2 separate regions of the Mus musculus genome follow, and region 1 is linked to region 2. A link is a loop called in an ENCODE intact Hi-C map of the cell type or tissue named here. Cell type or tissue: left cerebral cortex. All regions are shown on one strand. Links, peaks and the distances in the headings refer to the core of each region. The heading gives the core; the rest is flanking DNA.

The links. Hi-C counts contacts between places; a loop is a spot of excess contacts. Peaks named below come from ENCODE experiments on the same cell type or tissue, not always from the same donor. Only the 100,000 strongest peaks of a DNase experiment are listed, where the experiment ranks them.
Region 1: it touches region 2 in a loop (6-fold over the local background); 32 of 42 quality-filtered maps call a loop at or near these places.

The regions. Positions count from the first base shown.
Region 1 is chr12:17,248,237-17,264,766 of GRCm38, reverse strand. No RefSeq gene overlaps it. Among named protein-coding and RNA genes, the nearest start is that of Pdia6, 10 kb to the left of the region's middle. In left cerebral cortex, for the core only: CTCF peaks have their summits at 7,457, 7,661 (motif pointing right) and 8,949 (motif pointing right); DNase peaks (open chromatin) are centred at 7,668, 8,456, 8,937 and 10,097.
Region 2 is chr12:17,026,273-17,042,802 of GRCm38, reverse strand. No RefSeq gene overlaps it. Among named protein-coding and RNA genes, the nearest start is that of 2410004P03Rik, 23 kb to the right of the region's middle. In left cerebral cortex, for the core only: CTCF peaks have their summits at 7,423 (motif pointing right) and 9,559 (motif pointing left); DNase peaks (open chromatin) are centred at 8,576, 9,146, 9,532, 10,675 and 1 more place; H3K27ac peaks cover 1,061 bases.

The DNA.
Region 1 (16,530 bases), core at 2,961-10,960, 220 kb before region 2:
TTCCAGTGAGATCCTTTCCCTTGACGGATAAGGACTGGGAATGAAATCCTGTTTTCATCCAGACGTAGGAATTTAATTCTGATCACCTGCAGGGGATCCCCTCATTTCTTATTCCTTAACCCAGCCTCCTCCTCCTCACATGAACCATCAAGCTGCCACAACGTGTCAAAAAGGGGCGTGCATTCTGAAGCTACCAGCTGACTCTACCTCTTTAGGCCTGCTATGTGAACAACACCATAGTCCTAACTCAAAACCAGTCCTGATAGTGGTAATAGTTCTGGTCCATTTCATGACTCATGAGGTCCCCATCTAATCTGTCGCAGAGTAAGGCAAACGTGGACCTTTCCATGAAGCCTACTGTACACGGAGACTGGCTTGCAAATGTGTACCAGGATAAGCAGGAACCATTCCCTTTCATTAAAAGCAAAGAGGATATTAACAGTCTATGCTGGTCAGCTTTTGTCAGCTCAACGTCAGCTAGAGTTACCTGGGAAGAGGGGATCTCAATTAAAAATTTGCTTCTATCAGTGTGGCCAGTGGGTATGTCTGTGCAAGCACCTCTTTTTCCTTTTTAACTGCTAATACATGGAGGAGGGATCAGCCTTCCCTGGGCAGGCGGTCCTAGGTTGTATAAGAAAGGTGACAACAGGAGCAAGGAAGCAAGCCAGGAGGCAGAGTTCCTTTGTGCTCTCTGCTTCAGTTCCTGTTTTCGGCTTCCTGCCTTTGTGTCGCTTGAGGATGGGCTGTAACTAGTAACCCAAATGAACCTTTTCCTTACAAGTTGCTTTTGGTCAGTGTTTTATCAGAATAGGAAAAACAACAACAAACAAACAAACAAAACCCTAAGGCACAGCCTAACTATGCCAGGTCCTGATGGAGGCACAGCCCCTGCCAGGGAGCACACAGCCCACACAGAGGCCAAGGAGACAAAGGCACATTATAGTGATAGTGCTGTGTTCCTTGGGTTCTGCTTCAGTGAAGACCCTGGTACCATAGAACCCAAGATTAACCTCTTTTTTGTTTGCTTCCTCACTGTGATAAAATGTATATACAATTCCCTGCTTTGGATTTTTTCACAGCGCTGAGGATCAGACCCTTACACATGCTAGCAAGCCCTCTGCCTTGGGGTCACACCTCCAGCCCCCACTCAGTATCCACATCCAGAGTTTTCATTGTTCCAAACAAAATTCTGCCTACAAGAACTTCATCTTTCCCCCTCATCCCTGGTCATCATACTTTCCATGTTTAGAAATTTGCCTAATGTAAATGCTTCATACAGGCTGGATCAATTCTGTCCTTTCAGAGTCTAGCCTATTCTCTATATTCAACATGTCATATGAATGTTGCCATACATGTTTTCAAAGTCTCTCCATATGGTAGCATGTGTTAGAATCTCATTTCTTTCTAAGGTTGATTAGATTTCCAGTGCAGTGATGCATCATGTTTTATTTACCCATTTCTCTGTTGATAGACAGTTGGGGACTTTTTCCCTTTCAGTGTTAATATTCCTATAGTCACTGATGGTCAAATATCTTCAGTTCTTAGGGACTATAACTAGGAATACAATTGCCTGCTCCTGTGATAATTCTGTGATTTATGTTAGAGTCATTGTTGCAATGTTTTTCGTAGGAATGGCCACACTTGATACTGCTGCTGGCAATTTATAATCTGTGTCCTGCTTAATTGCACTATTGTGAGTAAAAGTCAGGTGTGTGGCCTCTACACAGATTGAGAGCCAGTGTGGGCATGGGCTGCTGTCCTTCCTCGCTGCCATGAGATCTGCAGTGTTCTGATATGGACTACTCCATCCTCAGGTTCCACGATGCCCGGTGGAGCTGAGTGGAAGCTGGATTATGACAGACACAGTAAATGGGAAAGAAACAGCCTCTCATTGAAATAAGCCACCAAAGTTTGGCTCTGTACTTACTGCAGCAAACCCCAGTCCATCCCGACTATTGTTGCATCTGAGCTCTGAGGCTCTGGGATGCCAGATACATTCTCCCCCACCCCCATTCTTTTTTTTTTTTTTAAGTCTAAGAGATGTGGTCATTCCTTCCCACTAGAATTGATTCTTTCACTAGGCACAGATTTCCTGAGTGCCTACTGTGTACCACAACTGTGCTCTGCACCATGTAGTTGGCTTCATGGACTTTGCCAATAAGACAAATGGAGATGTAGCTCAGATGATGGAGTGCTTTCGTAACTTGCTAGGAGGTCCTGGGTTTGAACTCCGGAACTGAATAAATAGCATGAAACATTCAAAAGCCATTTTCTATTGTGAACATTCATTTATGGATATCGGTTGATAAATAATGATGTTTGTAGTACTGTTTATTGTCTGGGTCAGTTGGAGTAAGAGACTTAATCCTTTGTAAATTCTGTTAAAGATTTCTGTAAGAATTTCACTCTTTCCTCATGTGGTACGTCTTGTACTGTTCAATAATGTCAGGGAGTTAATACATTTATACCTGCACTCAACTTTATTTATATACAGTTTAAGATTTCCTATATAGAGAATGGTGCCACCCAAAGTGGGCATGTTTTCCTACCTTAAAGAACATAATCAAGATAATTCCCCCAGACATGTCCTCAGACCACTTTGATCCAGACAATACCTCACTGAGACTCTCTTCCCAGGGGATTTTTTTTTTTTTTTGTATCTGTAGCCAAAGCCTCTTTTATATTTAAGCTTTTCTATGCAAAAGCTTTGTTTAAGAAGAACCTAATCATTCTAGATTACAGCCAAGTGTTAGTAGAAACTTTTGTTTTGTTTTATGTTTGTTTGTTTGTTTGTTTTTTGAGACAGGGTTTCTCTGTATAGCCCTGGCTGTCCTGGAACTCACTCTGTAGACCAGGCTGGCCTCGAACTCAGAAATCCACCTGCCTCTGCCTCCCGAGTGCTGGGATTAAAGGCATGTGCCACCACGCCTGGCTAGTAGAAACTTTTGATTTTTTTCATGTTTCCAATAGCATCTAGATCCATACCTGTTACAGAATAGCCAATGTGTCTCCTTCTATGATCCAGCCACTTCTGTCATAATTTAATGTAAGCCCTTTGCTGTGATAGTCACTGTGGTGGTTTGAATATGCTTGGCCCAGGGAGTGGCTCTATTAGGAGGCATGGCTTTGTTGGAGTAGGTGTGGCCTTTTTTGAGGAAGTGTGTCACTGTGTAGGTGGGCTTTGAGAGTCTCCTCCTACTCACATGGGAGACAGTCTTCTCCTATCTGTCTTTGGATCAAGATGCAGAATTTTTGGGTCCTCCAGCCCCATATCGGCCTGGACACTGCCATGTTTCTGCCTTGATGATAGTAGACTGAACCTCTGAACCAGCAAGGCAGCCCCAATGAAATTTCCTTTGTAAAAGTTGCTTTGGTCATGGTGTCTTTTCACAGCAATGGAAACCCTAACAAAGACAGTCACTCATCGATGGCCCCAGGCTGAGGATTTGTACATGTTTTCCTACACTGTGTGTGTTTGGGAGGTATTGGCAGAGCTGGGTCTCTTAAGCTGGAATGCAAACAGTCGGTCATGCATGATATATCTCTTTGCTAATGGCCCATGGATGGGCAGGAGGACTGTGTGTCTGGGCCTTTTGCCACTGAGCTCTGCCAGCCTGCTGATGGGTTAGGGAAGCCAAGTGCCCATCAGCAGAGACACAAAGAGTATGAACTTTTGAGCTGCTGAATTTGCCAACAACTGTGGTGGTTTGAATAAGAATGGCCACTATAGTCTTACGTATTTGAATACCTGGTCACCAGGGAGTAGCCTTATTTGAAGGGACTAGGAGGTATGGCCTTGTTGGAGGAAGTGTGTCACTTGGAGTGCACTTTGATGTTTCAAAAGCCCAAGCCAAGCTCGGTGCCATTCTCTTTTCCTGCTTTCTGCAGATCGGGATGTAGAACTCTCAGCTAGTTCTCCAGCATCATGTCTGCCTGTGTGTTGCCCTTGCTTCCTGCCATGATGATAATGGACTAAACCTCTGTGTGTGCAAGCCAGCCACAGTTAAATGGTTTCCTTTAGAAGAGTCACTATTGTCATGGTGGCTCTTCACAACAAAGAACACTTACACCATGGAAAGCCCTTGAAATGGGTGAGACATGGGACAGGCCACCACCTCAAGACTCTACTCTTTTCCTGTGTCCAGGGCCTCCATTCCCTCTGGCCCTATAGAAAGCACAGGGCTCATTGGCCTTGATCTTCTCGCTCTTCCTGGCAAGCAGACTCTGAAGCTGATGAAGCAGAGTGGCTTCTATGGAGGCAGGAGACAGGCAAGACAGCCTTCCTCTCTGGGGGTGAGTGAACTCATCCAGGGACCTGACAGGAAAAGAGCTCAGCTAGGTCCTGCTGTTAGACTGCCTGCTTCCAGTGATGACTCTGTTCCTTGTTGGCAGTGTCCCTACGGACTGTAGACTTTCTAGGCCTCAGTTTCCATAGCTGCAAATAACTATTGTAATAATTGCATCTTATCTGTGAGGCTGTTAATAAGCTTGGAATGGTCTGTGGACCAAGCCTCGTTGCAGTGCCCTCTGGATCAATAGCAGAGTCTGAGCCAAAAGGGGCAAAAAATGTAATAATCTTTTTAAGAGTTGTGTGGATGTGTCTCTGTTAGGGTTTCCATTGCTGTGAAGGCAATGGACCATGACCAAGGCAACTCTTATAAATGATAACATTTAACTGGGGCTGGCTCACAGTTCAAAAGGTTCAGTCCATTATCACCATGGTGGGAAGCATGGCAGCATTCAGGTAGACCTGATGCTGGAAGAGCCAAGAGTTCTACATCTTGATCCTCTTTTTGTTGTTGTTGTTTTTTGAAACAGGGTTTCTCTGTGTAGCCCTGGCTGTCCTGGAACTTACTTTGTAGACCAGGCTGGCCTCGAACTCAGAAATCTGCCTACCTCTGCCTCCCGAGTGCTGGGATTAAAGGCTGTGCCACCATGCCCGGCCTACATCTTGATCCTCAGGCAGCAAGAAGGAGACTTTCTTCTGCACTGGGCAGAGCCTGAACACAGGAGACCTCAAACCCCACCTATACAGAGACACACTTCTTCCAACAAGGCCACACCTTCTCCAATAAGGCCACACCTCCTAATAGTGTCACTCCCTATGGCCAAGCACTCAAACACGTGAATCCACGGGGGCCCACCCCGGGTGTGTGTGCATTTGCTCCTGTGTACGACACCCACAGGGAAGCAGGCTGTCAAGTGTCTTCCTCTTTTGCTCTCCATATTGTCTCCTTGAGAGAATCTCTCACTAACCCTGGTGCTCACAGTATTTCCATCTATGCTGGCTGTCCAGAGCGTACCAGTACCAGTGGTCCTCCTGGCTCTGACCATGTCTCTTCCCCATCACTGGGGTTACAAGTGCACCCAGCTGTGTTCAGCTTCTCACAAGAGTGCTGACGTCAGACCTCAGGTTCTCATGCTTTCACAGCAAACGCTCTCACCCTGTGAGCCATTTCCCCAGCCTCTTGGCCTTGTTCTTTATGAAAAAAAAAAAAAAATCTGCCTTTAAATAAAAATTTTGTTTATAATGGAAGTTTTGCACTGGTTTCCCTCACTCACACCATTTTCTCCTCCCTCCTTTTCTTTCTTCCGTTCAGTATTTTGAGATAGGGTCTTGCTAGGATGCCTAGGCTATCCTCAAATTAAATTGGTGATTCCCCTGCCTCATGCTATCTAAGTCTGGGATTACAAGTATAAGCTATCAGGTTTGACTTGGTATTTTTTGTTTATTTGTTTTGTTTTGTTTTTAGTTTGTAGTTATGTGTTATTTTTCTTTTAAAAATCTCTCTCTCTCTCTCTCTCTCTCTCTCTCTCTCTCTGTGTGTGTGTGTGTGTGTGTGTGTGTGTGTGTGTGTGCTGGCTAATATTGTTAATTGTCAGATCTTAAGTCACCATGGACACATGTCTGGGCATGTCTGTGAGGGAGTTTCTAGATTGGGTTACATGAGTGGGGATGATCTAACCCTTAATATGGGCAGCACCATCCCCTAGGCTTGGGATAGGATAAAGTCCAGAAATCAAGCTGAGCGCCTGCACCCACTCTCTCGACTCCTGACTGCAGCTGCAGCGCAGCCAGTTGCTGCACACGCCTGCTGTCATACCGTTATGCCTGAGTCCCATGGACTGTGCCCTCAAACTGTGAGCCAAAATAAACCATCCTTTATCCGGTTGCTCTTGTCACAGCACCAAGTAAAATAATCAACACACACTCTTCTGAGGGCAGCAAAGACAGTGGTTCTTCTACCATGCCTCACAGTGCCCCTTGGCCAAGCAGCCAGCACCCAGTTCTCTGAGCGCACATACATACACCTGCTTTCTCTGCCATGGCCTGGATCTTTGCCAAAAGCCACAACAACAAGGATGTTAGCTTTGGGCTTTGCAAACAAAAGATCCTACTCCACCAGAATCTACTGTTGTCAGAGACACAGTACATTACGAATCATTTTCTTCCCCATCTACCGAGCTGAGACATTAGCAGATCTTTCTCCTCCCTGTGCGTACAAATCCCCCTTCAGTTGCCAGAGTGCTTGCCTAGCAGGCAGGCAGGCCTGGGTTGGACCACCAGCACTGCACAAAACGAGGCAGAGTGACACATGCCTGTAATCCTAGCACTCAGGAGGTGGAGGCAGGAGGAGCAGGAATCCAAGGTCATTCTTGGGTACCTCGTAAGTTGGAGGCTAGCCTGGCTACATGTGACCCTGTCAAAACAAAACAAAACACAGAAACTGAGCCAGGCATACTGATGTACACCCTTAATCCTAGCTTGGAAGGTAGAGGCAGAGGCCAGCCTGGTCTATATATTCAGTTCCTGAACAGCCAGGACTATGTAGGTAGGCCCTGTCTCAAAAACCAAAATAACAAACAAAACAACAGGGACCCACAGGACTTCTCAAAGGATAAAAGTATTCTCTGAAAGGCTGTGTACCTGAGTTCAGTTTCTGGGGCTTTCAGGAAGGGTGGAGAGAAAGAACTCCTGAAAGTTATCTTCAGGCCTCCACAGGCACACACACTCACTCTCTCTCTCTCTCTCTCTCTCTCTCTCTCTCTCTCAGACACACACACACACACATACACACATGCACATACATACACACATACACATGTACACGCACATATACATACATACACACATAGACACACAGAAAAACACAGACACACACAACACAGACACACACTCCTACATGCATATACATATATGCAGACACATACAAAACAACCTAGCTGCTCATTGCTCTTGGCTGGCTTTCACTAATCTTTTAAATCTAAGCCCAGGTGTTAACCTGTCGCCCCTTCTAGGAAGTGTCCCTGCTCCTGAATCACCAACCAAAGAGCGAGCACGGGCTGGACCTAGACCCCATGCACATATGTAGCAGTTTGGTCTCCAGAAGTGTAGCTTCTCCCTGAATCCTCTGTGGAGCCCGTTTCTCTAAAAGGACTGCTTGTTTGACCTCAGTGGGAGAGGTTTTGCCTAGTTCTGCAGTGGCCTGATGAGCCGGAGGTGGGAGAAGGGGGTTGGGGGAATGGAAGGCCGGGGGTGGGGAGGTGATACCTGGTGGGGGTGGGGTGGGGCGCTCCCCCTTCTTAAAGGAGGAGGGGAGGAACGGGTCAGGGGGAGGTATCGCACTAGTGGTATAATCATAAAGACCACTAGGTGGCGCCAACTGCCCTATGCTGGAAAGTTTCACGCCATACCATTTGCAGAGCCCTGGGAGCATCGTCAGGAAGCGCAGTAGTTGACTTTCCTTTTCTTTCCTTTAAAAAATAGTTTCTTTGTTTGTTTGTTTGTTTGCTTGCTTGCTTGCTTGCGTGTATGTGTGTGTGTGTGTGTGTGTGTGTGTGTGTGTGTGTGTGTGTGTGTGTGTGTGTGTACATGTGGGCCAGAGAGCGTGCGTGGAGGCTGAAGCACAACTTTTGGATTTTGGGGGTTGATTCTCTCCTACCGTGTGGTTTGGGGGATAGAACTCAGGTCTCGACAGCAAGCACCCTTACCCCCTGAGCTATCTCACTGTCCCACCCCCTTCTTCTTAATGCAGGCACATGTGTATTGATGTGTGTGGATTTGGAGTCTGGGGAATTAATCTCCAGTGTCCTCTGCCTCCTGTCTACCTGGAGTGCACCATTTCATCAAGGCTGGCAGGCAAGCAGGCCCTTGTGAGCCACCTGACCCGCTGGGCTTGAAAGCATGCAACATCATGACTAGCATTTTGGTGTGGGTTCTGGGGATGCAACTCAGGGCCTCAGGTTTGCAGAGCAAGCGCTGTCCTGATTGAACCATCTTATCAGCCTCTCCAAATGATTTTTCTAGATTGATTTCAGGGAGCTTTTCCTAAAATCTCGAATCCCACATCCAGCCTGTGGAAGCACAATGGTTTTGTTAAGAGTCATTTCGGCTCACTAAGCGGGAGAAATTAGCTAGGGTGACTCTTAGGGAGAAGCTGCTGGCCTCTGTGTTCTTACAAGGCCCAAGCCACTCCTGCTGCAGCCACTACCTGAGAGGCCATGCCTACAAACCTGGCCACATGCACACACCTGTACCAAATAGGCTGGAAGGAGGCTGCTCCCCTGTGTCCCTTTGACTGGGTAACTGCAGGGGTGGACAGAAAACTGTCTCTTCTGGCCATGGAGCCACTCAGAGCTTTCAACAACGGAATGCCTTTGACCTTCCCTACACAGCCTCTTTTCCTTCAGAGAGGGCTTCCTTCCCACATGGGCACCTTCTTGGATGTGGGGGTGTTCTGTTTAATCCAGAGAATGATCGACAATAGCCATACTTCCTGTTTTGAATGAGTGAGTTTACTAAGTATATCGCAAGTCCAGGGTAAAAGAACAACTAGCAAGTAGCAGATAGACAGACAGCGAAATATTATCAAATCATGAGCTCAAAACAACCAGCAGAAATGGACTGGGAAGTTGAAGCAGGCACCCCAGAGGGGGTAATGATAGGGACAGACCACCAGGAGGCACTTCCGCTCGCTCTGTTACGCAGTCTGAGCTGTGGAAACTGAATTGTCTGCCCATGATTTGTGCACATTTTTCTTTGTGTGCCAGGCTTCAAAATAAAATGTTTATGTCATTAAAAATAGATTCTGTGGTAGAGATTTCAAACCACCTATGCTACACAGTGTGGTCCCAACCTCAGCGTCCTGGCTTGGCTGATGCCCATTGTCGGCATCTTCTTGGGTGTAGCAGGGTCTGGAAGCTAGGTGGGTGGGTGGGTGGGGGGAGATGAGGCATTCTGTTGAGAAGAGAGGGTGGCTGGAAAGGTTAGGGATGGAAGGAGCTATGAGGGGAAACTGGGATGTCCACGGCCATCTTTGGGACCCAGGAAATGTAAGGTAGACTCTAATCCATGGTTGATCTGACCCCCCCCCCCCTTTAGCTATAGAAACCCAGTGACATGGGAGTCAGAATCCTGGGGGCTTCCAGCTCTCTGGGTCGCTTTTCCTTATAAGATTGTGGGAGGGGGAGGGATACGGCAGGAGAGTGAGGGCATGGGTAGTTTGGGGGCATGAAAAGAAGCCACGAGTCCTCACTCTCCTGGGGCACAGCACTCCTAAACATCTCTCTTGGGGCAAGGTCAGATGCAGACCCTGGCTGTATGTTCAGGACAGCTGAGGCTACAGCCCTACACACCCAGCCCGTGATCAGTCCAGCTTCATAGAGGGACAGACATCAACCTGGACCAAACCCAGGACTCAGAAGCAACGTTCTCCTCCTACAGTCTCATGCCCTGTTTACCACAGCTACCTCCTCCTAGAATGAAGCCAGGCTCATCTTTAGCTGCTCTCTCTGTGTGTCTCTCTGTGTCTCTGTCTCTCTCTGTCTCTGTCTCTGTCTCTCTCTCTCTCTCTCTCTCTCTCTCTCTGTGTGTGTGTGTGTGTGTGTGTGTGTGTGTGTGTGTGTCTATGTGTGTGTGTTAGCTGCTCACTGCAGGAACCCAGGCTGCTTGCTCTTCTAATTCTGCCAGGTAGAGAGATCAAGGTTACCACCATCTTGGCTTTGTTTCAGTCTCTTAGAAATTTCAAGACTGCTGGTGCACCTTCACCCATGAGTGTAGACACACCCTTCTCACATGAATGGATGGATCAGTGCTCAGGAAGGTAAGATGAACACTCGGGCTCACGTGTGTCCCTAGGCGAATGCCTGTTACACAACATAGTCCAGGAGACACATGAAATAAAAGATGTGGGAATCAAGGCTGGAACGGTGAAGTTATATCTCCAAGGATCGATACCACCAGGCGTCTGAAAGTGGGACTCGGGCTGTCAGGACCTGGTTGTCACACCTGGGTCTCTATACTTGTAGAAACACCTGCTCTCTCAAGTTTTCATGAGAGCTTCTATTTCATTACCCTTTGATGCTGCCAAGGGAAACTGAATCCTAAAATAGACTCCTCCCCCTCCCCCACCTCTGCAAACTTCTGAAGGCGGATTAAGCTGGGCATTAGGAATTTTCTAATGTCACAAAATCCCAGCAGCTTATACAGTAAGCACATCACAGATCTGGGAGAAAAGTTCCCTGTCTGGCAGCCTCGGGCGGCAGGCTTTCAAAGCCAGGCAACCAGCTCCTCCCGGTGCCTTTTGGGCTCCACTTGTGATCTGTGATTTAAAATGTAAAGTCTCCCCTGCTAGGTCAAAGGCAGTGCTCTATGTGGGCCAGGGTCACTGCTGCCCTCAGCACTGGGCTTCAGAGAGAAAAATTCTCTGTGGACAGAACATTCTGGAGCTTTCTGAATTGTGTGCCCTCCTCCTCTAAGAGGCTTTCCCCCTCCTTCTCTGGGGCTGGGTCCTCCACTGTGCCCCCCCCCAATTCTGTAACAGATCACTGGTAGACACTGACCCCATCACTTCATCTCTCATTCCTTCAGACTGGGGCTCTGAGAAGTCAAGTCTTCCTCAGTTCCCAAATGCTGGCCATGAACCCAGGACCCCGGGTTCTGCAAATTCTGGCTCACTGGATGATGTACAATGCTCCCACAGCATAAGGTTGTCTTAAAAAAAAAATTTTCCTCCTGCACAGCAGACTCTAGAAGAGATAAGGGAATTAAATTTAAATTTACACCGTTTCATTATAATGTGAACTCACCGCGTGGGGGAACAGCAAGGAGCATTGCCAATTCTAATGCGCTTGTGTCTATTCTGCTGGGCCACATGGGTCCACCTCAGGTAGCCTCCCAGATACGAGGCTTGGATGGTGAGTTCCCTCAGGTAATAGGGCTTCCAGAAAGCGCATGTGGGCTTTCTGCAGGTCAGGTGAACTCTAGAGCCTGCAATCAAGACCAGGAGTTGCCCTGAATTCTGTCACTCAAGATCAGGAAGTCCCTGTCTGCTTTTATAAATTTTCTGTGTCTAGACCTTGTGGTCCGTCCTGTGGAGACGGTAGCGGTCCCCATTGGTAGGGTTGCCACGAGGATGGAGTGACTTGCCAGATTTGCTAGCGCTCCAACATCATCCCGCTAGCAGCTGTGCTGGGGAGAAATGGCACCGCAGGCACCGGGAAGAGCAGCCCATCCCTCCTCCAAGACCCAGTGGTTTCTTCACTGCCCTCTACTGACAAAATCTAGCATTGCACCAGCTGGCAAAGGGGAAGAAGGTTCCATGGGCCCAACTCCAGCATCCTACAGCAGGTGAAGAAAGGTAGATCTGAAGAGTTAATAAACTGACAACTGGAAGAGGTGACAAGAGAGGCGGGGATGTGCCATTCTCATGGCTGCGCACACTTAAACATGGTAAGATGAACTTCACAGTTTAGTCCCACTGTGTGTCTCCTGAGCTGTGCTCTCCCCCCGCCCCCCCCCCCCCCCCACCCAGTAGGATCACTGTTATCCATGCAGCACGGGTGAGTGAAGAGAGGTGTTGAATGGTGTGTTCAAAGTCATGCTGTTCCTTAGGTGCTGCTCTTTGCTTTGGACACTATGTCCTTTCTGCTGCCCCCTGATGTCACTGTCATAGAGGACCAAGCCTGGTACTCTATCTTGAGAACTTCCTGTGGCCTTCACTTTATCCTCTGTTGTGGCATGGCCCTCTCTGCTGCCCATGTGGGGCCTAGCCACTGGGGACACTGACCTCTCCGCCTCAGGCTCAGGGGCGTCAGTGGCTGAGGAGGTGAGGGGATCCCCAAAGCCTGCCTTCCAAGCCCACCCCCAGGCACAGTGCTAGAGAGAGCAGAGCCTGCCACAAGCTCTGAGGGCTCAGGCTCAGGCTCAGGCTCAGACTCACAGGGATGGGAGCCACGGCTCATCTCTAGGTGAGTCCGGTTCACTTCTCATGATTACTAATAAGGGTGTTCACTTATAATGGAAGGGTGTCTCCTCAGTAGGTAGTCGGAGGCACCCCCAGTATCCTGTCCTGAAGGACATGGTCCATTTGGCTCCTTGTCAGCAGCTAGGAAAAGGCCCGAAAGGTTAGATGGACTTGTCCTAAGTACGGAAGGATCTGGCCAAGAGCCTTGGGTCAGACTTCCCATCCTCTGGGCAGGAGGAGAGTTGAGCCTTCTGGAGGGATCCAGCCCTCTGTGGAGAGAGCCTGTGTGAGATCCGATTGCTCCAGGAGACAAGGTTGCAGCTGTACCCTTTGGGGGACATTCCTTCTGCTGCCTGGACCCTGAGTTCAGTGGGACCAGTCTCATCTTGGAGACCTTTAAGAACCTTCCAGTTCCCCAGGCATCACTATGTTTGCTGCGAGGTATTGCACCTGCTAGGGGCTGGCCTTCCTGAGCTATTCAATCACAATAGCTGTATGGTGCTGGCATGGCTGGTATCTGTGTTTCAATGTGAGGAAGCTGAGGAAGTTGGATAATCACTAAGCAGCCAGGCATAGCTGCATAGGATGTGAGGGTCTGAGACAGGAGGATTGCTTTAGCTAAGCCTGGGTAACACAGTGAGACATTTCAAAACTAAAATAAAACAAGACACCAAAAATTGAAAAAAAATCTCTCAACACACACACACACACACACACACACACACACACACACACACACACACACACACACCCATTACAAGGGAAAAGGTTCCAGAAGTTCCTCTGACGCTCAGTCTTTCTCTGCGCCATCATCTCGGAGGTGTCACTGCTGTTTGGTAGTATTTGCTTGCCTATGTCAGCCCTGCCTCACCCCAAAGCATGTGAGATAACACAGTGAAAAGAAAAAGAAGAAAAGCGGATGGGAGAGAAGAAAACACACCCGAGTCGGATGAAGATGCCTGTAGAAAGGGGAGATGTGGACACGCAGTGACCTGTCAGGATGGGAGTCCCTAAGAAGGAGAACTGCCAGCACCCTGGAAAGTCAGGTTTGTTATTGCTGAGCAAAACAAACCAACTCCTCCCGGGTGCACACACATTCCTAGAACAAAAGAATGACAACAGCTATGCATTAGTAATATAAAATTAGAGAGTTGCAGTGTGACGGTCTGGATTGATTGTCAACCTGACAGGACCTAGAAACATGAAGGGTGGAGTCTCTGGGTGCACCTGAGAGGGATTTTCTCCATTAGAGAGAACCCACCATAAAGGTCCTGGGCTGAAGGAGAGAAAGCAAGCCAAGCACGGAGCACCGGTATACCTCCCTCTTTATTGCCCAGCTGTAGATGTCACGTGACCAGCTGCCTCTCGCTCTGGCTGCCATGAATTCCTGCTACCCTCAAACTATGAGTCAAAATAAGACTCCCTTCCTGAAGTTGCTTACGCCAGGGTGTTCTATCGTGGTGGTAGGAAAACAACTAAGACAAGCAGAAAGGATGGCTCAGGGAGATTAAGGAACTGGCTTGAGTTTGCACGGAGAGTAAGTGGCAGATGCAGGATGGAAAGCCAAGTGCCCTGAATTCCAGGCTGGTCCAATTCAATACACCATTTCCTTCCATTTCAAGCAAGGACTTGAACAGGAGGGGAGAAAATGGGTGTGTGACACCTCTGTAAGAGGTGTGCTGGTTGTGTTAGGGCTGTGTGTGTGGTGTTGGTGGTGGGGCTTCTGAGCAGGGCAGGTATAGGTGTCAAGTTAATATCTGTGTTCTGAATGGCTTGTGGCAGGCTGTTCCCTGAGCTGGGGCTGGGTAGGCATGCCAGGCATTCCAAGAAGAAGGTATAGAGTGAGGAAAGGCTGAAGGGTCAAAAATAGACTGTGTGCAGGCAAGCCCCTAGGTTAGTGTGCCTGGGGTTAGCCCAGCTGGCTTGGGCCAGAATAGGGTGAGTCTGATGGTGGGCGGGACATGGTCCGTCCATAGTAAGGTGGGTGGATTTTATCTGTAGGGACACGAGAGAGTAGAAATAAAATTTATTGCTCTCACCAGGCTACGTTTGAAGTAAGAAGGTGCTAAAAAATAATTAACAGGTATTAATTGCTCTGACAGCTATATAAACTGTGCCCCCCCCCCCGCCGAGACCTCCTCATGTAGAGTCCCTGGGGAGGTAAAGGGGAGTGTCATGAGGGGATTTACTGTCTAAGGTTGCTGCTTATAGTGCAAGACAGTGGAATTTACATTTTCTCTTTCCACCATGTGCAGGCTGGGCATTGAACTCAGGCTGTAAGATCTGGAGGGAAGTGCCTTTTTTCCTCTTCTCCCCTTCCCCCTTAAAAAAAAAAAAGCCCTGTTTAACATCAACTTGATTCAAGCCAAAGTCATCTAAGAGGCCAGGACCTCAGTTAAGAAAATGACTCCATAAGATTGGGTTTTGGGCAAACCTGTAAGGCATTTTCTTGGTGATTTGGGGGGCAGGGTCCAGCCCACTATGGTACCATCCCTGGGCTGGTGGTCTTTGGTTCTATAAAAGCAGACCGAGCAAGTCATTATGAACAAGCCAGTAAGCAGCACCCTTCCATGGTCATCAGCTCCTGCCTCTAATTCCTGCCCTGTTGGATTCCTGCCCTGACTCCCTTCAGTGATGGACCACAGTGTAGAAGTGTAAGTCAAATAGAAGCTTTCCTCCTCAGCTTGTGTTTTGCTCATGGTGTTTCATTGTAGCAGTAGAACCCTAAGGCAACTTGGTACCAGGATTGCAACAGACCTGACCATGTTGTTTTCAGAAGGATGGTGGAAGGACTTTGGAACTTCGTGCAAGAAAAGCCATTGAGTGTTTAATGCTTGGCGAGCCGTTTCTGTAGGAGCTTGGAGAGTAGGAATGTCGAGAGCAATGCAGATGCTAGAGGCCTGGCTTGTGACGTTTCAGAGAGAAGTTTAAAAACCCTTATGGGTCCATTTGTTATTTTGAATTAGGAGTTCGTGTTTCTGGCTAGCTGGGGCTGAAGAATCAACTGTGATTAACCACTAAAGAGAAACCTTTGCTTTGCTAGGATACTTGATGCCTGCCAGCTGGAGCTGATTACGTTGATTAAGAAGAGACCAAGGTTGAGGAGGTGAAATCTTCTGGGAAGCACATCCCCGGGGTCAGCACACACAAGCTGTGTTCTGGAGGTAGCCAAGGTTGTGTCTCGTGCTGGCAGCTTCTCGGTAGCGTAAGAGTCACCCAGGTGGTGCTGGTTTTGAAGGCATGAAGAGCAGCTGAGGCTCGGCACTGAGAGGCTAAGAAAGGCCATTGGTGAAGGTGTAGCCTCAGTGGCAGTTGAAGGTCCAGGACTGCAGGGATCATGCAGAGAAACTCAGGCTTGGCACCATGAAGAGAGCCTCTGAGAGGCTGCTGGTGACTGTGCAGCCCAGTTGCAGCAGAAGACACCAGCATTTTGAAGATGCCAGTACCATGGGATGAGCACCAAGAACAGTAGCAGCTATGGAGTGGAGTCAGCAAGAACCTTGGAGACAAGCTGTGTGTGCTGCAGGGGGCAGAGCTGGCGAAGTGACCCAAGCCCCTTGGAGGAGCCCAGGGGATGGTGAGTGAGCACAAGGCACAGACACTGGGTGTTGGGTTGTTTACACTGTTGGAGTTTGGTTTTGCTTTGATTGTGACCAGGCCCTCGTTCTTCCCCTCTTGAAGTAAGAAAGTATTTAATTGTTTTGATTTTAGAGGAGCCCACAGTTGAGAGACTTTGGATTTTAAAAGAGATGTTCTATTGTAAAGAGACTGAACTTTAAAAGTGTTTGAATTTGTAAAGACTGGGGTTTTTAAAGCTTTAATATGAATTCTTGGGGGATGAATGAGAAAGGAAAGGATGTAGCTTTACAGTGATTTGTTTGTGTTCGAGTTGACAAGAGATCAGTTGTGCTGGATAATTTTATATCAACTTGACACAACATAAAGCCATCTGAGGGGAGGGAACCTCGATTAAGAAAATGCCTCCATAAGACTGGGCTGTAGTCTTACACGCGTTCTCACGACCGGCCAGGAAAGACGCAACAAACCAAAATCTTCTGCGGCAAAACTTTATTGCTTACATCTTCGGGAGTCAGGAGCGCAAAACCCCAAGCCCCAAAAACGAAAGCCCCCTTCTTACATCTTTAGGAGCCAGAGCGCCAGAGCGCGCCAGAGCGCGCCAGAGCGCGCCAGAGCGCCAGCGCGCAGAGCAAGAGAGAGCAAAAGCGCAAGAGCGCAAGTAAGAGAGAGAATGGCGGAAAACCCGTCCCCTTTAAGGAGGAGTTAT
Region 2 (16,530 bases), core at 5,804-13,803:
GGACAAGGTCAAGAGCTCGTCACCCTCATCACAAGCATCACCATCATCACCTTCATCATCACCGTCATTAGAGCTCTTAAATGGCCCTAGCACGCACACTCACTCTAGACTGGCAGCCTTCAAACATTTTAAAACAGTGATGCATAAGGATGTTGGCCTGCATGTGTGTCTGGGTATCCCATGAGCACTTGGTACCTGCCAAGGACAGAAAAGGACATCAGAACCTCGGGCTCCTCCTAGCAGCCATAAGCAGCACACATTTTAAACTGCGTGTATGTGTGTGGGTACACATTCGCATGTGTACACTTTTGCAGAGGTGCACATGGAAGCCAGAGGGCGATGCCAGGTCATCAACAATCATTCTCCACATTATTCTTTGAGACAGGGTCTCTCACTGGTTTACTAACTGGACATGGAGCTCCCATGAGCTCCCTGTCTGCCCTGCTCCCAAGCCCTGAGGTTCTGGGCATAGTGTGTTATATCCATCTTGTATGTGGGTGGGTGGCTGCTGGGGATGGAGCCCAGGTCTTCATGCTTATTTAGCAAATATTTCGTTTCCTGAGCCATATTTTTGTTTTATTTTGTTTTGTTTTTTCTCAAGACAGGTTTGTATGTGTGTATGTGGTCCTGGAACTCATTCTGTAGACTAGACTGGCCTCAAATTCAGAGATTCACTTGCCTCTGTGTCCCAAGCACTGGGATTAAAGGCATGTGCTACCATACCTGGCTTGATGGAGCTACCTTGCCACTAATAAAGCTAATAAAAATATTAGCCAGTATCTTGGCTAATAAAGAAAGAATTAGAAGTTTGTAAAGTAATTGCCTGAGAGCCTAGAGCTGGTGGCTGGCAATGTTTGCACATAGTCTCACTGTAAAGTCAGGCTCTTCCAGCTGTCATCCTCAGTACTGTCACATTGGATTTGTGACAATATTTCACATCACCGGGCCTCACAGGGCATACCTGCAACTCAAGAGGACAAGGCAGGAGGCTCAGTCACACCTGGGAATCTGAAATCAGCCTAGGCAATGTGATAAAAAGCCCTTCTCTCCAGATTTCACTCCTGTTGCTGGTATTTAAAAGTCCATCACTGCAGTGAAGTCAACCCAACAGGAGCTTGAAGCAGCTGGTCACATTACATCCACACACAGTCAAGAGCAGAGAGAGAACCCCACAGGTACCTGCTAACTTGCTTGCATGCACACAGACAATTCATCCACTCTGACACAGTTCAGCAACCCCTGTAGGCCGAGTCTTTCTACATCAATTAGCTTAATTAAGTCATTCCCCTACAGACATACCTACAGGCCAATCCAATGTGATAATTCCTCGCTAAGACTCTCTTCCCAATGATTCTAGGTTGTGTCAAACTGACAAAAATGAACATCAGGGGCTGGAGAGATGGCTCAGTGGTTAAAGGCATGAATAGCTCTTCCGCAAGACTTAAGTTTGATCGCAGCACCCCTGTAAGGAGTTCAGTATCTTTAGTTCCAGGGGTTCAAACAACCTCTTCTGGCCTCTGCAGGTACACACATATGCATGTATGCATAAATAAGAATAAATATTAAATAAATACAAAGAAAGCTGACCTTCACACCTTCTCAAAACACAAAGCCTCCATGACCTTCCCTGCACTTTTTCTGACCCTGCCTACATCTTCATGGACAAATCTAAGTTTTACAGACATGCAGAAGAGCATCTAAAACAACAGACTACCCTGAATCACTCGACATCAATCATAGTTCCCAGGATGCGTGGACATTACATTTTATGGTGGAAAAAGTGCAGGTCTCCAAGCTGACGAATTCTATCTGACTTCTCAGCTTCTCGAGGAATTGTTCTGCTTGGCCTCAAACTAACTTTGGCAATCTGTCCTAACCTCCTGGATCCTTATTCTCTGCTCAGTCTGCTTTCCCTGTGTCTAGCTTGTTCTCTCTGCAACCTGTCTGTAAAACTGTCCTGGTAAAAAACTGCCTCCTCCCCCCCCACCACCACCCCCTGCCTGCTCTCTTTCCTGTCTGTTCTCATGGGAATTGGGTGTATCCTGTCTCTGACTCATTCCATCAAATCTTTCTCTGAGTCATCACTTTGTTTATCCCTCAATTAGAAGTCGCCTTCAAACAGGGCTTCTTCCTGCTACCAACTAACTCTACCTACATTGTTCAAGATTGCATGCCCTTGAAGGGAAAAGAACTCTCTGGGCTGGCTAATGGAGGAGAAACAGAGAAACTCAGATGTCTCCGAAGTTGGGACCAGCCAGGGGCTTTTTAACAGGAAACTTTTGAAGACTTAACATTCAGACACTTACTCCTAGAAGAAAAAAGAATTGTTATATGTTGTGCATCATAGAGCATTAGACCGTAATGCAGCCTAAGACAGAGCCACATGAAGAGAGTGATGTCCTAATATGAGCAGAACACAGAACAGGCATCTTGGTACCACCAATCTCAGAGCCAGGTGCCAGAGTCTGACTCCCACTTGGTAGACCTAAGACCCTTGTAGTTACTGCTAACAAGAACCCAAACATACCAACCCCAAGAGATGCAATGGAAAGCCAGTTTTTATGACTGAAAACATACTTGTATGTTGTGGTTTGAGTGATAGATGCTTCTCACAGGCTTATATGTTTGAACAATTGATCCACAGTTGGTGGCACTGTTTGGAGAGGTTATAGAAACTTTAGGAAGTAAAACTGTCCTGGGCTTTATAGCTTGGTCATCTAAGCATACCTTCTTCTCTCCTTTCTGTCTCTGTCTCTGTCTGTCTCTCTGTCTCTGTCTCTGTCTGCCTGTCTCTCTCTCTCTCCTCTCTCTCTCTCTCTCTCTCTCTCTCTCTCTTCTCTCTCTCTCTGTGTGTGTGTGTGTGTGTGTGTGTGTGTGTGTGTGTGTGTGTGTGCATGTGTGTGTGTGTGCGTGTGTGTGTCTCCAGGCTGAAGCCAATAGAGATGTCCACCAAAAATAACAGAACAGCTCTATGTTAAGAAGCAAGAGGTGCATTTTCAGAAGAGCTGATGGGTCTGTGAATCTAGATTTTCGGTGGCTGTCAGTTAAGATGTCACAAGTGTGGCAAGAGACTGCTGTATCTTGTTGGCTTGTGTCCACACTTACAATGAATAATGTCTTTGGACTCTTGGGTCATCTTTGCTAAACTCAAACTCTCAGATGGAAGTTGGAGCTTGTTTAAGCTCAAAGCATTTCCCCCAAGGAGTCCCAGCTCTGCTGAGTCATGTCTAGCCTGAGGATATTGTCTAAATGCAAATTTAAACTCCTTTTCTGAAGATACTCTTCATCTCTCTTAATGAAGTCGAAAATATCTTAACCTTGACTGCAGCTAGCCTACCCAGAACCCAGAACTTTGTACAGAAGAAAGTTCTCAGCAACTACAAAGAGGGGATAGAATATTAAGTGTGAATTAAGGCTATTGCTTGCTCTATGCAGCTTACATAAAGTATTCAAAGGATGGGAAGTGTTGTGTTGAAAGATCTCTATTTTTTCCTTTTGTTCTAAAGAAGTTATAGGCTTTCTGAGTTACATTTATTTATTTATTTATTTATTTATTTATTTAGTTAGTTAGTTAGTTAGTTAGTTAGTTAGTTAGTTATATGTGTGTGCAGGTGTGTGTATACCACATCACAGGGTCAGAGGTCACAGGACAACTCTACGGAGTGAGTTCTCTCCTCCCACATCTTTGTGGATCCTGGGGGTTCCATTCAGGTTACCAGTCTTGCACAAGGGTCTTTACCTGTTGAACCATCTCACTGACATTGCCTTGACTTTGTGAGAGGTTCTCACACTTGTACCTCAGGCTAGCATATAGCCAACTTGTGTAATCCAGGCTAGCCTAGAATTCATGTGATCCTCCTGGCCTTTAGCTACCCAGGGCTGGAATTACAAGTTTGAGTCACTATGTCAGGCTCCATACCTTAAAAAATGGTACCTCCCCTTGCATGATGTACCCCTGAAATGGGATCTGTAGACACAGCCGTCAGACTAATGCTGGCACCAGGTTTGTTTTATTTCTCTTGTGTTACCTCTCCAGCTCTTCTTTGGATTGTTAGAATTCCCTAGCCTTGTCCATCCTGTCTCTCATTATCGCCCCAACACAATTTCTCTTTAAACAAACTGTCCAGACAAGGAAGAAGCCCTCAGACAGGCAATGAAGGGAATTAAAAACATGTATGTTTTTTTTTCAGTAATGGACTTCCACATCTGTGGGAGAATAAGCAATCACTATAATATGTTCAACATTCCCAGGGCATCATTTCAACCATTAGCACAAAAATGAATCCAATTTTCAAACACTCTCTCTAGAGCTGCACGGGGATGGGGGAGGGGGGCTGCTGCCCAGTGGCCGCAGCATCTCCAGCACAGCTGGGCACAGCTGGAGAGAGTGAGATGCTGACTTTAGGGAAGCGAGATAGAATTATTTTGTGATAACAGGCTTTTGAGTGCCATCACCAACCCTATGCCAGATCCTCTCGCTTAGGAAAATATCGCAACACCGTACCTGACAACTAAGCCCAGGAGACAGGTTCCCATCCTTACACCAGAAATCACCAGAAAGCAAGATTTAACCATGACTCCCTTCCTACCTCTCCCCAAAGAAAAATACGTTACCGTCTGGTCAAACTAAAACAAAATGAAGAATTCTGTAAATTCCATCAAGTTCAGTAGAAAGTCTGCTTTTTGCCAGTCTTGTGGTGTGTGTGTGTGTGTGTGTGTGTGTGTGTGTGTGTGTGTGCACATGCACATGTGTGCATGCATGCTTGCACAATACCCACATATGTCTACATTAGTGTGAGCATACAGGTACACACACCTGGAGATACACCTCTGGCTGTGGCTGCTAGAGTGCTTCTAGAGAGGCTTAACGATAGAAGGGTGACCTGCGCTAAACGTGAGTAGCACCATCCTACAGGCTGAGGGCCGGATTGGATAGAAGGTTAAAAGGGTGGATGGGGCTCAGTGGTTAAGAGCACTGGTTAAAAGGACCTAAGTTCAGTTCTCAGCAACCACATGGCAGCTCAGAACTGTCTATTCTGTAGTCCCAGAGAATCCTATATTCTTTCCTGGCTTCCTGGGTTACCTGGCACACATGTAGCACACAAACTTGCAAGCAAAATACTCATAGCCATAAAAGTAAATGAATTATTTTTAATAGAAAGCTTGAGGACCACCACCTGTATCCATTTCTCACCACTATTTGCTCAGCCAAGATGTGAGGAAGTGGGCTCCTGGTGCTGCCCCTTCCCTGCCACGAGGGGCTGTGTCCTTTCCAGCTGCAAAACACTGGGAGTCCTTCCCAAGCTGTCTCTGCCAGAAACACACCACAGCCATGAGAAAGGTAGCTAACACGGGACATTGGTGCCAAGACGTGGGATCGTTGCCATGGGAAACCTGCTAGTGTAGAATGCAGGCGAGTTTAGAGCTTCAGACCAGGGAAGCAGAGCTTGATCGGCCGTTCTCAAAGCACTGACATGACGTCATCACAGGGTCTAAGAATTCACCCTCCAAAATTAAAAAGGTATGTCTGAGAAAGGTATGGTAGCACGTGCGGGTAATACCAAGGCTTGAGAAGGGGAAGCAGGAGGATCTGAAGTTCAGGGTCACCCTCAGCGACACAATGAGGAGTGACTGCTAAACAGCACAGTGTTCCTTCCGCTCTGAAGTTAAACAGCAGTGCCGGTCACTGGCTTTATAAATCTCCCGCCAACCACAGTTCTTATGGGCAGGTCTGTGGCTCACATATTATGGCTCTTTTTTCCCTTGAAGCCTGTGTGGCTAGACCTGGAATCTCCCACAGTGGAGTGGAGCCCAGAGGAAGAAGAATGTGATTACCGTGTGCTTCAAGCCGCAGGCGAACGAGGACCACACCATCTCTAAACTGAGTCTGGGAGAAAGGATGAAACGCAGAGAGATGCAGCGAACTGGAGCAATTCAGCAGGTGACAGTATGTCACAGGACGAACTGGAGCAATTCAGCAGGTGACAGTATGTCACAGGAGTCGGAGACCGAGGATAGAGCTTACAGCTTCCACCCAGCAGCGCCCAGGGGAACCGTCAGGCATGTGGAATGTCACACACTGTATAACGAGAGGTTTCCTGACCAAGCCCTAAGGAAGCCACAGTTGACTGCATCCTGCTTGGGATGTGCTTAGAAGAGACCACCCCTAAAAGGAGCCCGATAGTGAAAGGCCATGCTGAAACCAGTCATCCCTGTGATATTATTTATTATTATTGTTATTATTATTGTTATTATTATTATTAATCCTGATGGAGTCAATTCGTTTTCATGGAGTTTTTAGTCCACTCGCTGCTTCCTGGGTTAGCCATCTGAATCAATTAGCAGTTGTTAATTGCCTGCTGAGCACCAGACACCGTGTTTCCGAATCCATCCACTCAATATTCATCGCCCTGGGGTCCAATAAAGAGGCTTCCCACAGGCTGAGGTACTCAGGAATCCCAAGCAGGCAAACATAGGCCCCAAAGTACATGGGTCATTGTCAAGAAGTAACCCTTCCCCTCAGGACTGATGCTTAAATACCCCTTGCCAGTCACAAATCGAGATAGCAAGGACAGGTATATTATACCCTTGTCATAGCCAACCTGGCCCCCAAGTAAGGAGTGCCAGCCACCTCCGGAATGCATGGGTGGGTTGGATTAGATGTCAAGTCAGGGATGAAGCCAATCCACAGGCGTCCCACTGAGGACCAATTGACCATGCCAGAGTCTGTGGCCAAGCTTCCCAGCTTTGTACTCTAAGATGTGGTTCCAAAAGCCTCCCTAGAGGGCACAGAGGGAGAAAGAGTCCCCCAGAGTGTCTGCACAAAGCACGCACGACCCTAGGCCTGAGCAGCAGCAGCCCAGAGTGGCACCCCTCTCAGCAGGAGAACAGGATGCATGAGTGGAGCCCGGGGGGTGGGGGGTGGGGGGTGGGGGGTGGGGGGGGGTGAGGACAGTTTGTCCCTGTGTCACCAGGACATCAGGATGTGAGGCTGGAAACAGTTCCTGGCTCCAGGATTCAGGACTTTAGACTTTCCCAGTCTGTCACGTTGAGCCTAGCATGGCATCCATCATCAGGTCACCTCCAGGTGCTGCTGTGGCTTTGGCAAGTCCTAGCACTATTTGTGATACAGCCACAGCCACAAGGGGTGTGTGTGTGGAGGGGGGGGGGTGTGTCTTCCTTGACTGTAGAGGTAGAGGCAGGAAGGTAAGTTCAAGTTCATCTTCATCTACATGGAGAGTTCAAGGCCAGCCTGGGCTATGTGAGACTCTGTTTCAAAATAAAATTTCTCTGGGAGTTAAGGAGAAAAACTTCTGGAAATTCCAGGATGAATACCCAGCCCCACCCAGGTCTCACAAAATAAAAGGCTTTCAGGACATAAGCATGTCTAACACATCTCTATCTGGAGGTTCTGTCCTGCAGGGGGTGCTGTCCATCCACAGAGCACAGGGCTGGTAGTTGAAGTCTCAGGGTACTCCAGATCTCTGCCTGTCACACGGGTGTTTCAGGACCACCCTTCCGGTGTGCTTTCTGTTAAAGATGGTCTTGAATGGCAGAGAGAATTCTTCAGCTCTCTCTAAACTGGGGTTTTAAAAAGCTCTTAGTGTGAACAATCTTCTTAGGTGAGTTGGGATAAGTCACCTCATGCCTGTGAGATCAACACTGCACCTCTCCAGTTGCTAATTGTGGCCACTGTGCCTTCAGTGAGGCTACAGCCTGTTTTACAACTCTTGTAGTCACTGAGGCCTGAGAACGCGGTGTTACAACAAGCTGGTGCCTGGGAACACGGAAGGCAGAAGAGCCGGGTATCTCCTCTTTGACTCTCCTGGGCTCCATGCTGGGGATTCCCCCAGATTGCCTATCTGTCACCTCAAATCCCCATGTATCCCCCAGAAGAGATACACAGAGTCCTATCACCCCTTGGGCAGAAGAGCTCAGGACCATGTGGCCTGTTCTCTTTCAGACATGCCAGTTTCTCCAGTTATGTTATCAAGAAAGCACAAAATCCTCAGGCTGGCTAGCTACCCCAAGGGCAGAGCAGGACAATGCTTTGAGATTGTCCCCAGCACTGAGTTAAAGGAGGTAGCAGGTCAAAGCATCACACGTCTAGATGTGAATTTGGAAGACAGTACGAAAAGGTACTTTCTGACATCACCAGGAACAACAGATATGCGAATGCTAATTATTTATTAAATGAATAGATTCACCCGGACCATGGGTGCCAGGGGACGACGCCAGCCTCTCTTACAATTGGGAGTATTCACTGGGCTCTAGGAAGTAAGCTCAGCCCTGGGCTATCTAATGGCATAGCCGCTCCATTTGAATCCCACCTACACCAAGGATCTTAAGACAATGCCTGTCCCTCACAGGTTAACCCCCAAGGACCATTCCCTTCGCAGCAACTTAACATGCAACCAGAGGCCCGGAATTAAAATGTCTCTCGTTTTCTTTAGCCACATGGAAACGCTAATTATAGCATTCAGTCTCCAATGCATATTTATTTTGTTCATTGCTAGCCTCAGCTTGTAATGAGGAGTTGGTGCATCCAAGTTTTCTCCAGCATATTCTGGGTCTGCAGGTGACTGAGGAAATGAAGGGTGTCCTCTGTTTCTATAATTATGTCATCGTGTTACAGTTAATGTGCATAGCCAGGACCATGGGAGACACGCAGAATGTACCGGGCCAGTCCACACCCTACAGGGAAGGTTCTTGCACAAAAGCACAGAAAGGGAGCAGCCAGCCCCTAGCCAGGTGTTGACCCTAGAGGAGCCGTTTCACTGCGGCCAGGGGACTCAAGGTACCTCTTTTGTGAGCTGGTTATCAGTCCTCCCAGCTGGACCGTACATACTTGCCAATGAGTGAAGTGTTCAGGGCAGACAAATGAGAGAATGAAAACCACCTTGGTTGACTTCGGGGCTGTCATTCCTAACAGCCCATCGCTTACAATGTAAGAGGACCCAGGGTGCTCACATCCCCGGTGGAGAGACCAAGGATTTGAATCTCTGCACCTTCCGTCTGAGGTCCAGCTGGAGCGTCTGAGGCGAGCCAGTCTGTCTGCCTTTCTGCCAAGTGCCGTGTGATCATGCTCACTGTCTGCTCTGCGGCTGCTGTGTGGTTATGTAGAGATGCAGTCCACATGGTTCTGCTGAGGGCCCCACAGACAGTGTGCTTCCGGTTTCTACCACACCCTCTCTGTTCTTCACTCAGCCAATCAGATATAGGGTCTTCTTAAAGCCACAAATAGCAACAATGGGTCTGTTTGGCCTTTTCTGCTGCTTCAAAGTACAAAGAGGCCCGCTTGCTACTGACTTCACAAATGGGCTTCATTTCTTCTCGGTGGACACTTATCGTCCCTCAACTAATGCTTGGTCGGTAATGGCGATAGCTTCATTTGTGCAGAGCCCCAATATATATATATATTATACACACACACACACACACACACACACACACACACACACAAGGCACAGAGAGGATCTGTAGCCTATGTATGAACTCAGGAATAGATTGCTGGTGCTCAGGATTCAATCACTGCTCAATAGCGCCACCTGCTGGGAAGGAAGTCCTCAACGCAAGAGTTTTTTTTGTTGTTAGAAGAGACTTTAAGATGAGAGAGAAAACTGAAGTTATTTGGAGTATCACAAAAATATCCAGAATAGCGTTTCTCAATATGCTTCCCAAGGCTCCCGTAGGTGCCGTGTTGGTGTGTCTAGAATTTTCTAGGAGAGAGTCAAAGCGTGTTTCCCTTTGACGCTAGAGAAAGAGTCAGCCTCTTGGTGACCCAGTGACCAGAGGATGACTTTCATTTTCAGGCCTGTGCTTCTGGGGTGAACTCCCTGGCACCAGTGGTAGATGAACAGATAACAGGCTATGTCCTCAAGGGACTCCTGGGGATGCAGAATGGGCCAGAGGAAACACAGCCTTAAAGAGTGAAAGATTAGGAGGGGTACCCTCGATAGCAGAAGAAAGGTCATGAGCCTTCCGGTCACATGGGTGGTATGGGAAGAAGGGTAGAGAGGCAGGCAGTACATGCAGGGAGCAATGGCAACCACATCCTTTGTGGTCCACGAAGTTTAGAAAGTTGAAAGCTGAGGCAAGAACCTGTCCTGATTCTTATTTGAGACTCTTGGAAAAGGGCGTCTGCCCTTCCCACCCCATCTCCATAGCCTGGCTCTCCATCACCATTAGGACCATGGTGCTTGGGAAACACACTGGGTCAGTGACTGGTCCTTAGAACCCGATGTGCTCCACAGGACATGGAGGTGTCCCTAGGTGGAGCCAGGAACAAGGAGCAGTGGAAAGCTTAACATGGGCACCTTTTCCAATAGCACTACCCATGAGGTCTGTCGAGCTAGGGACCAATGCAAGTGCCACCCATAGATCAGGACATCTACAGCAGCCAGGACACTGGCCAAAATGGACGGCAGGGTTCTCCAAACCACACATGACAAAGGTTACAACTTCTACCACAAACTCCAGACGCCTGAGGCAGAAAGGAGGAGACCTAACCTCTCAGCCTCTAGCACCTAGGACCATCAAGGACTTGGAGACCAGGGTTCTTCCCCCTGCCAATCTCCAGGTATGCAGGAGAACAGGGAATCTGTACCTTACACAACACCACCAAGAGACTATGTCATCCAAGGTAAGCCTGGCAGTGTGCTTCTCTAACTCCAACACTCAGAGGCAGAGATAAGTGGGTGTCTATGAATTGTCTCCATAGGTAGTCCCAGAATAGCTAGGGTTACACAGATAGACCCTGGTGTGTGTGTGTGTGTGTGTGTGTGTGTGTGTGTGTGTGTATGAAGGAGAGAGACAGGCAGGCAGGCAGGCAGGCAGGCAGGCAGGCAGACAGACACAGATCCACAGACAGACAGAGTATGTTGTGCAGACATTCAACTGGGATAAGGAATCCAAGCAACTGGCACCATAGCTCAGTTATCCCCTCCCCCTATATTAAAACCCACCTCTGACTTCACAGAGTCTGCAGAAGGAAGAAAGGAATGCAAAGAACATGCTCTCTGAGGTCCTTTACAGAGAAAATAGCTCTAGGGACCAAGGGTAGGACATGTCGGTGAGCAGGACGCTGAAGAGACAAGGATCAGACAGAAGAACCACGGTGTGATTGTCAACCTAATGGATCCAGAGTGACACAGCAGACAAGCCCTGGGCACATCTGTGAAGGACTGTCTACACTGGCTCATCAACGTGGGAGGATCCAGCCTAAATGTGGGGAGCACCATCCCATGGGATGGAGTCCTGGTAAACATGAATATTCATCTGTCTCCTTCCTTACTCTGGATGCAATGTGACCAGCCATTCCACACCCTTAGTGTCATGACTTCCCACCATGATGGACTGTAACGTCAATGGTAAAATTGGGGGGGGGGGGGCTTAGTTCCTCCTTTCCTTCCTTCTTCCTTTTTTCCTCCTTCCCCCTTCCTTTTTCCTTCCTTCTTCTTCTCTCCCTCTTTCTCCCTCCTTCTTCCTTCCTTCCTCTCACCCTCCTTCTTAACTCCTTTCCCTCTCCTTTCTCTTTCCTTCCTTCCTTCTTCCTTTCTTCCCTCCTCCTTTGAGTTGGTTTTGTTAGATATTTTGTCGACACAACAAAAAAAGAAACTAATACATAGACTAAGCTACAGGGACATTTGCTCTGCTCCCTGAAAGAGAGGGCAAGCAGTCTGCCTCCTCCCCAGCCCTCCATGCCTATGCTGAGCAAGTGTGGCGGGCACTGGGAAGCCATGGTTCCGACAGGTAGAGGCTGACCTCTTTGCGTATTATTGATGATAATAATACGCAGCCCTTCATCTCTCCGGGTATGTGAGGACACCCCTGACCACATGGGTGAACCCAGATTGCATGTACTCTGGAGAATGTTGAATGTAAGGTGGTTATGGAAGCCCACAGATTAGGGCAGCACACCGAGCAGCTGGGAAATTCAGAGCTGCGTGGAAGATCTTACAAAAGAGTAAAGGGTAGCCTAAGTGTCTACGAGGATGTCTGGTGAAGAACGGAGAACTGTTAAGTAGTGTTGAGAACAGTGATGTCAGCCCCTGTTGAGAGCATCCCTTCTAATGTTTTAATGTTTACTTTGCCTTCAAATCAGCTAGGACATTGGGAATCAGGTGATTTGATTCCCTGCTATGAACCCCCCACGTGCCTGGTGCTCCCTTGATGCTCCTGGTACTGACTTGAACAGAGGTCTGCCAGCTAAGCAGCTTCTCTCTGGCAACTGGCTCGACTGTCTTCGTGGGAGCCCAGTTGCTTCGAACACTCCACAGATACCTTGAGGAAACTGTACTGCAACCACAGCTGCCACTGCCAAAGCACAGCTCCGGCTCCAGCTCTGAGAGGCACTACTCCTGCCACGACAGGGACACACGGAGCTTTTGACATCACAAACCTTGGTGAACTCAAGCAGCCAGTTCTCATCAAGGAAGAAAGCCGGCAGTGGTGTAACATAGACCTTCGGGACTGTAGTGACTGGTGCAAACACCTAGGACATACTAGCTCGGTTTTTTGGGGGTTGTTTTTGTTTTTGTTTTGTTTTGTTTTTAAGTCATCAGGGAGTCACCATCCTGTGTCACCTCTGCTGCTGCAATTCTAGGCCAATAAAAGGCCTCCCCTAATTGGCCTTTTGCTTAGCCTGCTTCGGATTTTTATGGTAGGTAGTGTGGGTTGGGCTAGGAATACAAAGATGTGATGGTGCTGGAGAAGATGGCTCTGGTGCAGGGGTAGTGGCAGCGGCAGGGCGGGAGCTCAGTGGATTTCCCCCAGAGTGGCCAGAGGCGCAGAATTGCCAGCAGGTGAAGGCATTGGAAAGGACAAGGACAGCGGAGGTGCAGAGAAGGCTGTGAAGAGCTGACAAGGAGAAACTGAAGCCTCAGTCACCACTAGAGTTCCAAAGAGCTACCAAGCCCTGCCTGAGGCCTAAGATCTATGATGCTAATCACTCTAAGGGCAGAGTCTCAACACTCCAGACTCGGCAACCAGGATACTAGCTGGTGCTGTCTGTGGCTACTAGCTGGTGCTGTCTGCGGCTACCACCAACTACTGCCAAAAGCTGGGGATTACCCTAGCTGCTGGGCAATAAGCCTATGTGTGGCTGAGCACCTAGAGCCGTGAGCCCCTGGCCCTGGAGCCTGGAGCCAAAGGATCTAGTTCTCAGGACTCAGGACTACAAACCAGGGCTGGAGAGATAGATGGCTTAGCAGTTAAGAGCACTTTCTACTTTGCAGTGAACTGGGTTCAGTTTCTAGAACCCAAATGGTGGCTCACAACCATTTGTAGCTGCAATTGCAGGGGATCCACTACCCTCTTCCAACCTCCACAGGCACTAGGCACACACATGATGTACACGCAGGCAAAACAATCGTACATATAAAATAAACAACGTACATGTTATATATATATAACATAGACACATACATATTGTATATTAAAATACACACAAAGAACTACAAGCCTCCAAATTTGTCAGTCCATCCATTAGCCTAGACCCACCAGCACTGGGAGAGCTACTCCTTGCTTTCTCACAATTTCTTTCTGCGTTGAGCCAAAGAACTTGAGCACTGGATGGTTACGTCACAAATAGGGGCGAGGACCAGGCCACTGCACAGGCAGCCATTAGTTGCTAAGGCAAGCTACTCTGGTAAACAGCATGAACTTAGGTCAGACATCCATCAGAGGCTCCCTGTGCCTCTGCTTACGAAGGTGATGGGCATGGAGCAGAAATGGTGGCTCCATTGCTAAGCATGGTTGCTGCTCTCCTAGAGGATCTGAAGTCAGTTCCCAGCATGCATAGCAAGCAGCTCACAGTGATCAGCAACTCCAACCCCAAGGGACTTGATGCCCTCTTCTGGCCTCCAAGGGCACCTACACTCACATGCACACTCACACATGAAGGCACACACACCTATATATAATTAAAAGGTATAAAGATAAGTTTAAGAGAGAGAACAGAGATGAACAACCACAACCAAGTCCCATGGCTTCCACAGCCAGCTAGGACTTTCCCAGCCCTGGGGCAGAGGCCACCTTGCTGTGTCTTTGTCATCCTGTACCTGACTTGGGACATGGGGGTCCAGCAGGCACCAGTGTGTGGTCTTTCAGCAAACACCTCAAATCCCTTCTGACCTAAAAAATCTGATTCCTCTGTGTCACCTAATTGTATCTGAAGGACCCACAAGTAAGTGGGCGTGTCTCAATGCATCTTGTCAGATGGTGTGGAGCTACATAACTGTTCCATGCTGTCTCTGCAAGCCCCCGAGAAGCTGAGGCTCTGAAAGCAATTGCCACCCTTGCAAAAACGAGATCTCAGTGTTGCATCCCACTGCTGCTTCTTTCACAGGTAGCATGTGTTAAGACTTGAACTCACGGGGCTGGAGAGATGGCCCAGTGGTTAAGAGCACTGACTGTTCTCCCAGAGGACCCTGGTATAATTCCCAGCAGCCACAAGGCAGGTAACCATCCATAACCTCAATTCCAGGGACCCTATGCCCCCTTCTGGCCTCTGTGGGCATTGCACATATGTACATGCAGGTAAGTGTTCATAAACATAAAAGATATACTAAAAGACTTGACCACAGGAGTATAATCTAACTTATAACTGTCTCCCTTCCTGATAAAGCCTGCATCCAGTGGCACTGTATTAATTTCTTTTCTCTTTGCTGTGACAAAATTCTAAAGAAAAGGAAGAATGAACAGGTGAGACAGTTCTACGGGTAAACTGCTTGCCTGTCATGCAAACCTAGCAACCTGAGTTCCAACCCCAGAACGAGAGAACAGCCTTGTGGTGGTTTGAATATGCTTGACCCAGGGAGCAGCACTATGAGGAGGTGTGGTCTTGTTGGAGGAAGTGTGTCACGGTGAGCATGGGCTTTAAGACCTTCATCCTAGCTGCCTGGAAGCCAGTCTTTCTTCTGTTTGCCTTCAGAACAAGAGGTGGAACTCTCAGCTCCTTCTCCAGCACCATGTCCATCTGGTCGCTGTCATTCCTCCTGTCTTGATGAAACTGGACTGAACCTTTGAACCTGTAAGCCAGCCCCAAATAAATGTCCTTTTATAAGAGTTGCCTTGGTCATGGTGTCAAACCAAGATGGTGGGCAGGAAAACATTTCAGAGTCAGTGAAGGAAGGCATCAGCGTTCAGAAGAGCATACAGCAGTTGTTCCTGGTGATGGGCAAGGACAAGCAGTTCTGTGTGACTGGAGCACAAGGCATACAGAGCAGTGAATTCTGGGAATGTTTCTGGGAAACTTTTAAGCAATAGAAGTTTACTTGGCTGCCAGTTATGGAGGTCATGAAGGTCAGGGTGAGGGGGCAGCTTCTTGTCACGTCTATAATGTGATGGGAGGTGAGAGCACACAAGGGAACAGGACAGAGGCAAACTCACTCTACAACAAGCCCACTCTCAGAATAACACCACCAATAAACTCATGAGGACCGGACCATGGTGACCTAACCACCTCTTGAAGCTCCTGCCAGCTGGCACTTTCATACTGAGGGTGGTGTTGGGACATGAGATTTGGGGGAAACTTTCAAACCCAGCAGATGGAGATGCAGAAAAAAAAAAAAAAAAGGACCACAAGAGAGGGTACCAGTACTTCAGTGCAGCAGGGGAACCACACCCTTCGGGGAGTGTGGGACACTGCTTGCTGTCCTCAGATTGGCACGGAGAGGACTCGCATCACTATGAGCAGAGACCAAGGAGATGTATGCCCAAAGCACGCTCATGTTTGCAGACAGACCTTGGGCCACCTATTATTCCTGCACAGCAAGCAAGGCACTGCAAGAACCCCAGGAAGCTTCCCGAAGAACCACAATGCCTTAAAGAGACGTTCTCAGGTCTTGCATGGCTTCCCTACACAAGCCCCTCGCCAAACAGCCATCCTAAGAAAAGTAAAGGCACTTTGCTGCCCAACAGCAGCTACAGATTCTCAGGCACATCACTCACAGTTGGAATTCGGCACCAGAGCCTCTCACGCTGTCTGCATTCCCAACCAAAATATTAAAAGAAATATTTCTGTGTTTCAATCGGTCTCTGCACTGCCAGCATTTTGCTGTGTGTTTGTGACTGGCATCTGAGCTCCCTGGAAAGCAAATGAGCACAGAAAGGAGACACCGGACTGGATGGGCATGTTGGGCGGTGTGGTGTGAGAGGGGGGAGGGGGAGGGGGAGGGGAGAAGGGAGTCTCTGCAACATCCACAGCCAGCAAAGTGATGAACCTCCAGAAGAAGGCAGCTTGGTTCAACATGACTAAATAGCTGGTGTCTGCTCAAACTTTGGGAGTCTGACCCCACGTCGTTTATTTTAGACATTTAAGAACAGCACAATTTGGTGAAACTAATTCTAGTAATGATTATCTCAATCCTGTGTGCACAACAAAGCATACATAAATCTCTTCAAGGAACAAAGTAAGCTAAATAAAGATAGAACATGACTACAGTAAAATCCTTTTAAAGTACAGGCAACACCTTCCATAAAGATGGCTTCTATAGACTGACTGAGAGAAACAAGCTCATGATTAGAGTA